Regions from separate parts of the Homo sapiens genome. Here region 2 is linked to region 1. A link is a loop called in an ENCODE intact Hi-C map of the cell type or tissue named here. Cell type or tissue: ascending aorta. All regions are shown on one strand. Links, peaks and the distances in the headings refer to the core of each region. The heading gives the core; the rest is flanking DNA.

What was found. Hi-C counts contacts between places; a loop is a spot of excess contacts. Peaks named below come from ENCODE experiments on the same cell type or tissue, not always from the same donor. Only the 100,000 strongest peaks of a DNase experiment are listed, where the experiment ranks them.
Region 2: it touches region 1 in a loop (5-fold over the local background); 42 of 110 quality-filtered maps call a loop at or near these places.

Annotation. Positions count from the first base shown.
Region 1 is chr3:70,075,881-70,080,279 of GRCh38, forward strand. It overlaps a transcript of SAMMSON not described here. Among named protein-coding and RNA genes, the nearest start is that of SAMMSON, 78 kb to the left of the region's middle. In ascending aorta, for the core only: no CTCF peak of the experiment used is centred there; no DNase peak of the experiment used is centred there; H3K27ac peaks cover 873 bases.
Region 2 is chr3:71,656,492-71,660,890 of GRCh38, forward strand. It overlaps a transcript of EIF4E3 not described here. Among named protein-coding and RNA genes, the nearest start is that of EIF4E3, 67 kb to the right of the region's middle. In ascending aorta, for the core only: no CTCF peak of the experiment used is centred there; a DNase peak (open chromatin) is centred at 1,810; H3K4me3 peaks cover 398 bases; H3K27ac peaks cover 1,476 bases.

The DNA.
Region 1 (4,399 bases), core at 68-4,067:
TGTTTTTTTTTTTTTTTAATATTCATTCTGAGGTAGTCCTATTACAGTAGGCTCATAACACCATAACTTTACCCATATATAGCCAGGCAAAGCTTTCTGCTGTTAAGTAGAACTTATGAATACTTAAGAGAAGCAAAGCATTGCTATTCTTGAGCAAATTCGGAGAGTTTAGAAACATTATTTTGAAATGTGCTTCCTTTAAGTCAGAAGAACTTAATTAAGTTCCCAGGGTTAATTGTTTCTGAAGTGTTAACATGTCATTTGTCTATTCAAACTCCAAAGCAAATCTAATACGGGATTTAATAACCTGTTTATGTGAATAGAAATTTAGGGTGAGGGTGGCGTGGGAGAAGAAGGAAAAGCTAATAGGCTTTTACCTAGTTAGTGGGTTTAAGGAAGAATTCTTTCTGTCTTTATTTGAAACAAAAGGTAAATCCTATGTTCAAAACTCCTTCTATTTGGGAGTATAAATTGGGATGACAAGGAAGTTTTGGAACAAAACAGTATTTTTACACTTTGTTCATTTCATATTTATCACTAGCTTGTTTGCTAATTTTCATTTGCAAGAGGCAATTCTTCCAGCTAACTGGGTGCCTCAATGGGCCACTGATTTCTTTGAAGTGACAGTCTGTAAATATGCATAAAAAAGGGATGCAATTAGCGTGTGTGTGGTTCAGTGCAGCCTGATTCCATTGGCAAGTTTACCCACAGTGTTGATAAGCTACATTATCTAGAAAATTGGCCGCTGAAAAACAGCACCTCTGATTGCCAGCAAAGGTTCCAGATAACAGGGTGCTGAAGAGAAATATAATTGAGGTTGAATATATTAACCAAGGTGTCACATGCTCCTTAGAAGCTCTAATTTATCAGCATGTTGGAATTTTTATTAACATTTGGAATGCGTTTCTACCACACTAATGAAGTGGAATTGGCAGTTCAGGTTTTAGTTATTGTCATTTCTGAGAAGTTAAATGTAATTTCTCGTTAGACACAGTTATGTAAATATATTTGTTCAGGGGCTGAAAAAAATTATACATTTTACAAAATACAGATATGTTGTTAAGAGGCAGTGTGACAAATCAGTGGTGGCTTGAGTCCTGAAAATCAGCCATGTATTTATGCTGCATTTTGTACATTACAGCTCTTCTTTGTGGGGGGAATTTGAGAGAAATGAAGGAAGCTTAATTTCATTAACTCTGTGACTGGCTCGCCTTTGTGAAAAACAGTTAAAATTAGCCACTGTTTTAGTAGGCTAGCACTTCTAAAAGGATTTTATGATTAAACTATTTTTTTAAATGAAAACTTGCTCAAATTATAAGGTGAATTAAGCTTTCATGGACGATATCTGCTTTTCTTTTTTCTATTCTTCTTGGAAATGCCCAAGATTTATATTCATTTTCTAATTCCAACAAATAGGTTTGAAAGATATTTGTTAACAAGACTATTAATTTCTATTATAAAAATAAATTGAGATGTGCAAATTTGAAATTATTTTAGATTGCATACATATGTGATAACACTATATGTTTTTTGAAGCAAGGAAATAAAAATCATAAACTTTGGGATAATGTTTCCTTGGGAATAAAGAGGAGGAAAGAGTCAGAGGTATCAGGGGAACATACACAGGCAGTTTCAGCTGTATATTAATAGCTACTAAGTTTGGTGATAGATTTTTGAGTGTCTGTTTTATTATGATAGTTCGTAATTACATATATGTAACATGTGTTTATATAGATCCTATATCAGAATATAAAACATTTTCAAAAGGAAATAACTCAATTTCTATTGACTCGTAAATTTTGTTTTCCCATGGAAATGATTATGAATTACAGTCTGTAGAGCACTGTGTATTTGTAACATGCTTAGTATTAGTTAATTGCACACATCTCCGACCTCAGGGAATGATGCCACATTTGTCCTCCATTAGTAATAGATACGCTGGTCACAAGGCATTGGTTCCCTAGAGACAAATGACCCACGGAAGAAATTCTCAGCTTTCCCTTTGCATTCACTCCTTAGCAACTGCCAGTCTTCTACTGTCCTATAGGGCTCCTGATTTCATTCCTTCTTCTTCTACTGGCTGCAACCACTCTTGGCATTCCTTGACCCCGTTTATCCCTGCTGCAATACTTCCGTGCATTTCACACACTTAACCTTTAGCCCTCAATGGTAAACTTCTCATCTCTATCACCTATCCCATCACATGTGTGTGGGGGGAAGATTTAGAAGATGGGGGTGGGGAGGAGTGGTGTTCCCTTTATTAGAAGGAACTTCTGGTTGGAATTGAACTTGACACAGGAGAATCTCATGCCCGTTGGACAGTTACTCTTAGGATACCCATTATGGTAGATGTAGTAAATTGTCGCTTAGCACACATTTTGCTTTTCTTCCAGTGTCACCAGTTAGATAGCAAAAATCTGTAATTCTCAGACTCTCTTGCAGCTAGGGTTCTGCAAAAAAATTAGGTTCACATAGGTGCATGCAGGTGCCGTTTGAAAGGTAATATTCTAAGTGTGGTTCACTAAGTCTCTGGGTGTGGAGTGGCAATGTGGTGGCCCTGATTCCAGATCATGCTTTTATCACTGTGTCTTTGAAATTAGCTGTTCTGTAGGCAGCCTTCAGATTCCCCACATTCTTGAGCAAGCAGATGTGGAGACTCCCCTGGCCCGCCAATTTTTCAGTGTGGTTACCTCGATTTATCTGCTTCTTTGGCCCTTCCTACAGTTTTGCAGGCTCTTATTTCTGTGTGTTAAATCCCTTTCTGCCCAAGTCCTTTACTTTTAAGCAACTGAACCCTGATCAATACCCCTGCAAATCTGGTTCAGATGACTCCGTAACAGGGCCAGGCCCAGAGTAAAGCAATACAGGCACCCATGGCACAAAACTTAAGTTGTTGGGCACGTTCAGGGTCATGGAAGTGTCTCTTTAAATTTTATGTCCTGGGCAACTCTCTTGCCTCACTTTAGTGCTGGCTCAGCTCAGTAAGCAAATAGCAGATGTTATTTATTTAAAAATAATTAAATCACATCTATAACAGATGTTGGCAAAATACAATCCATGGACTAAATCTGACCCACTGCCTGTTTTTGTAAATATAGTTCAGTTGGAACACAGCCGTGCTCTTCTTTTATGTACTATCTATGGCTGCTTTTGCACTGAAGAGCAGAATTGAGTAGTTGCAACAGAGACCGCAAAGCAGAAAATATTTACTCTCTGGCCATTTACAGAAAAAGTTTGCAGATTCATGCTCTATATGCTACTGTGGATATGCCTAAATGTGTGGGGTAAGACTGCCTGAGATCAAATTCTGGTTTCTCTATGAGTCTCTGGCTAAGTTGCTTAACTTCCATGAGTGGTGTGCTGGAATCACCCAAAACTTGTGGGTATCTCTTCTTAACTCTAGGTCCATTGATCATCTTGATAGCCTGAAATCAGCCATGGTGGGAGTATTTACTTTAGGAAAATTGGGAAATGCTACAAATCGAGGCTTCCCCAGAGACCCACGAACTGAACACTTGCTGCCTCTATAAGTATGGATGGACCCTGACTTATGATGGTGTGACTTATGATTTTTTTGACTTCACGATGGTGTGAAAGTGATATGCATTCAGTAGAAGCTGTGCTTCAAGTACCCATACAACTGTTCTGTTTTTTCCTTGCAGTACAGTAGTCAATAAACTAAATGAGATATTCAGCACTTTTCTATAAAATAGGCTTTGCGTTAGATAATTTTGCCCAAATATGTGCTAATGTAAGTGTTCTGAGCACACTTAAGGTGGATTAGGATAGGCTATGATGTTTGGTAGGTTAGGCATATTAAATGCATTTTTGACTTACGGTACTTTCAACTTATGGGGGGTTTATCAAGACGTAACCCCACTGTAAGTCGAGAGGCATCTGTACTAGATTCTTCTTTTTCCAAATGATGTGACACACACACTTAGTGCCACATCTGGAGCCTCTTTAACCATCAGTGCACCAAGCCCCCAGCTGCTGTGAGTGCTGCAGCTAACAGCTTATAGCTGTGCTCTCCTCAGGGGCAGCAAATGGCTTGCTGATATGGGTGGCACAAAAGCCCAGCTCCTTTGAACTATTCTGTCATGCAATTTATGCTCCCGAATGCCTCTCTTGCCATGGTTTAGACCATGGCTAGACTTTGCCTGGGATTCTTGATTGGCTTTTTCACCTTCTCTATCTGGCTTCACTTTTTTCATTACAGGTTTGTTCTAAAGAATTAAGTCCAGGATCCAGACTAGGTGAGGTGAGGACAGCGAAGTGCCTAGAGCACACAATATCAGGAGGCACTCACTGTCAGGCCAAACGAGTTGTACAACCCTTCTAGGAGGAAGAAAACAGGTGCCTCCTAAAATTTTATGGCTTAGCTGTTTCCCTCTTCTTA
Region 2 (4,399 bases), core at 167-4,166, 1.6 Mb after region 1:
TTCTTGTATTTTTAGTAGAGACGGGGTTTCACTGTGTTAGCCAGGATGGTCTCCATCTCCTGACCTCATGATCCACCCACTTCGGCCTCCCAAAGTGCTGGGATTACAGGCGTGAGCCACCGCGCCCGGCCAATCACCTGGTTATTATTGGTTGAGAAAGGTTACCAGCTTGTCCAGGGTCACCCAGCCAACTAGAGCCCAAGCCCCAGCTACCCCTTAGATGCTGCTGGGTCCACTGTGATTCCGATTAAGAAATGCTGCCTTCCTTGTTACTCATTTATCTCAATACCAAGATGGAGGGAATGTTTTGAGAATGGCTGAGGCCATGAGCATTTTTCAGGGATGGTTACATTTTCGTAGCCAAAATACCATTTAAAGGAATCAGAAAAAAAGCTTTGCCTTCACATTTTTAAAAATTTCTTTTCTTTTTCTTTTTCTTTTTTGAGACAGAGTCTTGCTCTGTCACCCAGGCTGGAGTGCAGTGGTGTAATCTCAGCTCACTGTAGCCTCGACCTCCTGGGCTCAGGTGATCCACCCACCTCAGCCTCGTGGGTAGCTGGGACTACTCAGCTATAGGCGCACACCATCACACTTGGCTAATTTTTATATTTTTTATAGAGACAAGGTCTCACCATGTTGCCTAAGCTGTTCTTGAACTCCCGGGCTCAAGCCATCCTCCCACCTTGGCCTCCCAAAGTGCTGGGATTACAGGTATGAGCAACTGCACCCAGCCTTAAATTTCTTAAATAACTCTCTTCAGTCTCCTGGAAAGCATGGCCAAGGGTCAGATGCTTAGTTCCAAGCTGCTCTCCACAGGCTCTCCTGTTAACGGACTCATTTGGTCTACACGCTACCTAAAATGCTTAAAAGGAAAATTTAGAAATGAACTTAATATTTGGTGACATCCATACATGAGTTATAATGCTAATTCTAAAATAAGCTATTTATACTGATTTACTTTTCACTGATATCCATTTAAATATACATAATATCCCTAAACATACAGGAAATTAATAACTTTAATTAGCATGTATTCTCTACTTGGAAAAAATCTTCATTCATTTTGCCACTCTATTGAGCTTGCTTGGAATCAAAACAAACTTTCTCATTTTCCTGATTGCCTTTAATTCTCAGGAAACTCAGACTTTCCCAGCTAAAAGAAAACCCTGGTATTACAGGGTACCCCCCCACCACATACCCACACACAGAGGTGTTAACTGGGCCAGGCATAAAGATCTTGAAAACTGATACAATTCCAGGCTCTCTGCTCCATGTGGTTTGAATGTCAGTTGAAAGAAATCAATTTTCTAAAAATTACAATAAAGCATGCATTGAGTTATCAATGTTCACTTTCTATGGGGTCATTTTCAAGTTAATCACCTAAAATTTTTAAAGTCCCCGCTTTATGATGCTCAGAAAGCTGCAAAGGCGGAAACATATCTCTCCTCTTAGTTTCACATCCTCTTGTGTCCCCATTTTTTTCCCACTGTCATGCCATGGAGTGTCGTGGGATTGTGAGTGTGTTTGTGTGTTCTCTGCTTATTCTTTGTACTTCGATTGAACACCACCTTAGATCATCGTTGACAAGAGAGTAAAGGTTATCATTAGCATGTTGAATAATGGATGGGGTCCATTGTATTTTCTTGTTTAGGAAAATAAATCATCCTGAAAACTTGTATTATGTTCTATGTGAAATGGAAGCACATCAGCACTTGTTATGTTTTCCTCTCCTGAGTCGGTTTGGCAGGGCGCCTGAGGCTGGAAAGAACAGCCAGGGGTTGCCAAGCAAGGGCTGGCTTGATTCCGTGCCCGTTCCTCTAGGGGATGTAAACATCCTGCCCTGGAATACTTCACCAACCTGCAGCTAGAAAACTACTGTGTACAACCGGGCAACTGGGAGAATTGGAAACTGTGAGTCACAGCACCCACAAGGCCCTGCTGGGTAACGAGGAGGTCAGGTGTTGAAGCTTCCTCCGCCCCACCCCAGCCCCCAGAATGAGGATGGCACTCAATTCAGCAGAGAGACATACAGGAATCAAGTGTAGGGGAAGGGCAAAGGAGTCTAGGATTTCCTGAGGACCTACCATCCACATGCCAGATACTGTTGGGCACCTTCATGCACATTCACTCGTGTCAAATGGAGCAGGACTGCTCAGCGGTTAAGGCTACAGGTGTCTAGAGTGAGACACACCTGAGACCCACCACTCACTGATTGGGCCGTCTTGGGCAATTTGCTTAATCTCTCTAATTCTCAATATATGATCAGCCAAATGGAGATGGACCAGTTAAAATACTGAAATCCCTTCACATCACAAGGGTAGGAGCAGTTGCCCTGAGTCCTGAGAGCACACACACTCCCACTGCACTGGTGGAACAAGCTCGTTCCTGGAAACCCCCCAGTGATGCAGGAGAGTAAGGGAGACTCAAGCCCGAAAGAGCCTTGAAGGCCTGTCTAGAGGCAAGGGCTGGTTTGCTGTCATTGACTGTTACCCACATCACACCAGTCGCTAGCCAGCTTTACAGGGCTGTCATAGCCACAGAGGTGGGGTCTACAAAGACTATCATGTGACAGGCCTGAAATACATGATAATAATAGTTATGCCCATTATATAGACAGGGAAAGCTAGGCTAAACGAGGTTAAACAACAGGGCTAAAGCCATGTATGGAACCAAGATATGAATCAAGGCGAGTTGGACTCGCAAGCTTGCGCCTCTCAACCCTGATGTATGATTGGAGAATCATAAGTGCCCATTTAATGACAGCATAAAGGAGCTTCCCTCCTAGAAAGAGCCATGGCATCAAGTGGATTTCAGATGTCCATGCTCATCTAAATGTCGCTCTTGAGGATTCGTGTAAAAGGCAGGCATGGACCCAGTTGCTACATGTTTTAATTATGGCATCAGACTTATTACATGGAAACTGCTTTTCTCAAATCTGAATAGAACATACTGGTCTCAGCCATGGCATCAACTGTGACAGGGGCACAGATCGTCTTCTTGACAGGATGTGATTCTTATGTTTGGGCACTCTGAATGGGCCATGAGTTGAGCCTCTGTTGTTCTGTGTGAACTCTGAGGATAGGGGTGGAAGGAGAAAGCGTGTCAAGATCTAATTCCATATTGAGAATAACATTATTACTTTAAAACTTTTATCAGGGTAGAATACTGCCAGGATATATTAAAAACAATAAAGGTTCACCAATTAGAAATGTAATTCTCACACTGTGGTCACAACACAGTTCCTATACCCACAGTCTTCTGATTCCACATCCTGCTTCTCCATCAGGTATTAATATTTGAGTACGAGATAGTCACCTGGGGGCAGGAGGGTGCTTTCATGAGAACAGAACATAAGGCAGTTAAGTTTTGTTAAGAAAGCGGGGAAGAGGCAGGTACATTACTGGGAGGAGGCCAAAGTGTAGATTATTCTAGAAGTAATCTAGGACTTTGCTATTCAGCCTGTGGTTCACAGACCAACAGCATGGGTGTTGCCTGGGAGCCTGACAGATGTCAGAATCTGAGGCCCACTCCTGGCCTAAGGATCAGAGTCTGTATTTTAATCAAATGCCCAGGCAGTCAGTATGTATGCTCATTGCTGCTGGAGAAGCTCTGCTCTAGGGGGCCCAGCCTCTGCTCACACTCAGTGGGTAGGACTTGGTGGGGGTGGTGTGAGCAGAAAATGAAGCTGTAAGAGATGGGAAGGTACCCAAGTGTTTGCCTAAGAGGTTATCCTGTCTGAATCGGCTGGAGGGAAAAAAAATTCTGTTCTCCGATGATGAGCAGGCTGCGGCTGCAGTTGCACACAGCGTGATGACCATCTGTGTATAAAAAGTGAAGCTGAAAAAAAAAAGAAAGAAAGAAAGCCAAGAAAAGAAACACTGTGCAGGAGTGCAGAATTGCTACAGAGGCTAAGCATGGCCAGGTGTTTAAGCAGGAAAGCCAGTCTTGAAGATCAAAGGCAAGTCGATTGTAAAAGAGAACATCTTGCCCACCAAACCCGGGCCCTCTGAATGGAGAGAGAGCGACATCTGAATAGACCAGATGTTAGCAGCCGAGGGATCCTTAGAGCCTAGAATAAACTCACCTAAATAGCTCTGTGGCATCAAAACCTCATTATCTGCCAGGCCCACCGCTAAATACAAACACAGGTTCTATCAGCTGATGTGAAAGAAGTCCTTCCAGGCACCCAGCTGAGGCAGTAGGAATTTTCAGTCTCTGTTGTAAATGGGCAGTAATTAATTATAGGACAGACACCGAAGCCCAAAAAAATAAGTTCTGTTTTGCGGATGACAAGGAGATGTCGTTTTTGGAAAGAGCTGTGTGAGCACTTCGTGGTAACCAGTCTGGGGCCATCACAGGTGCTATCTCCTGCAGGCCTGACACGGGGCAGGCTGGTTAT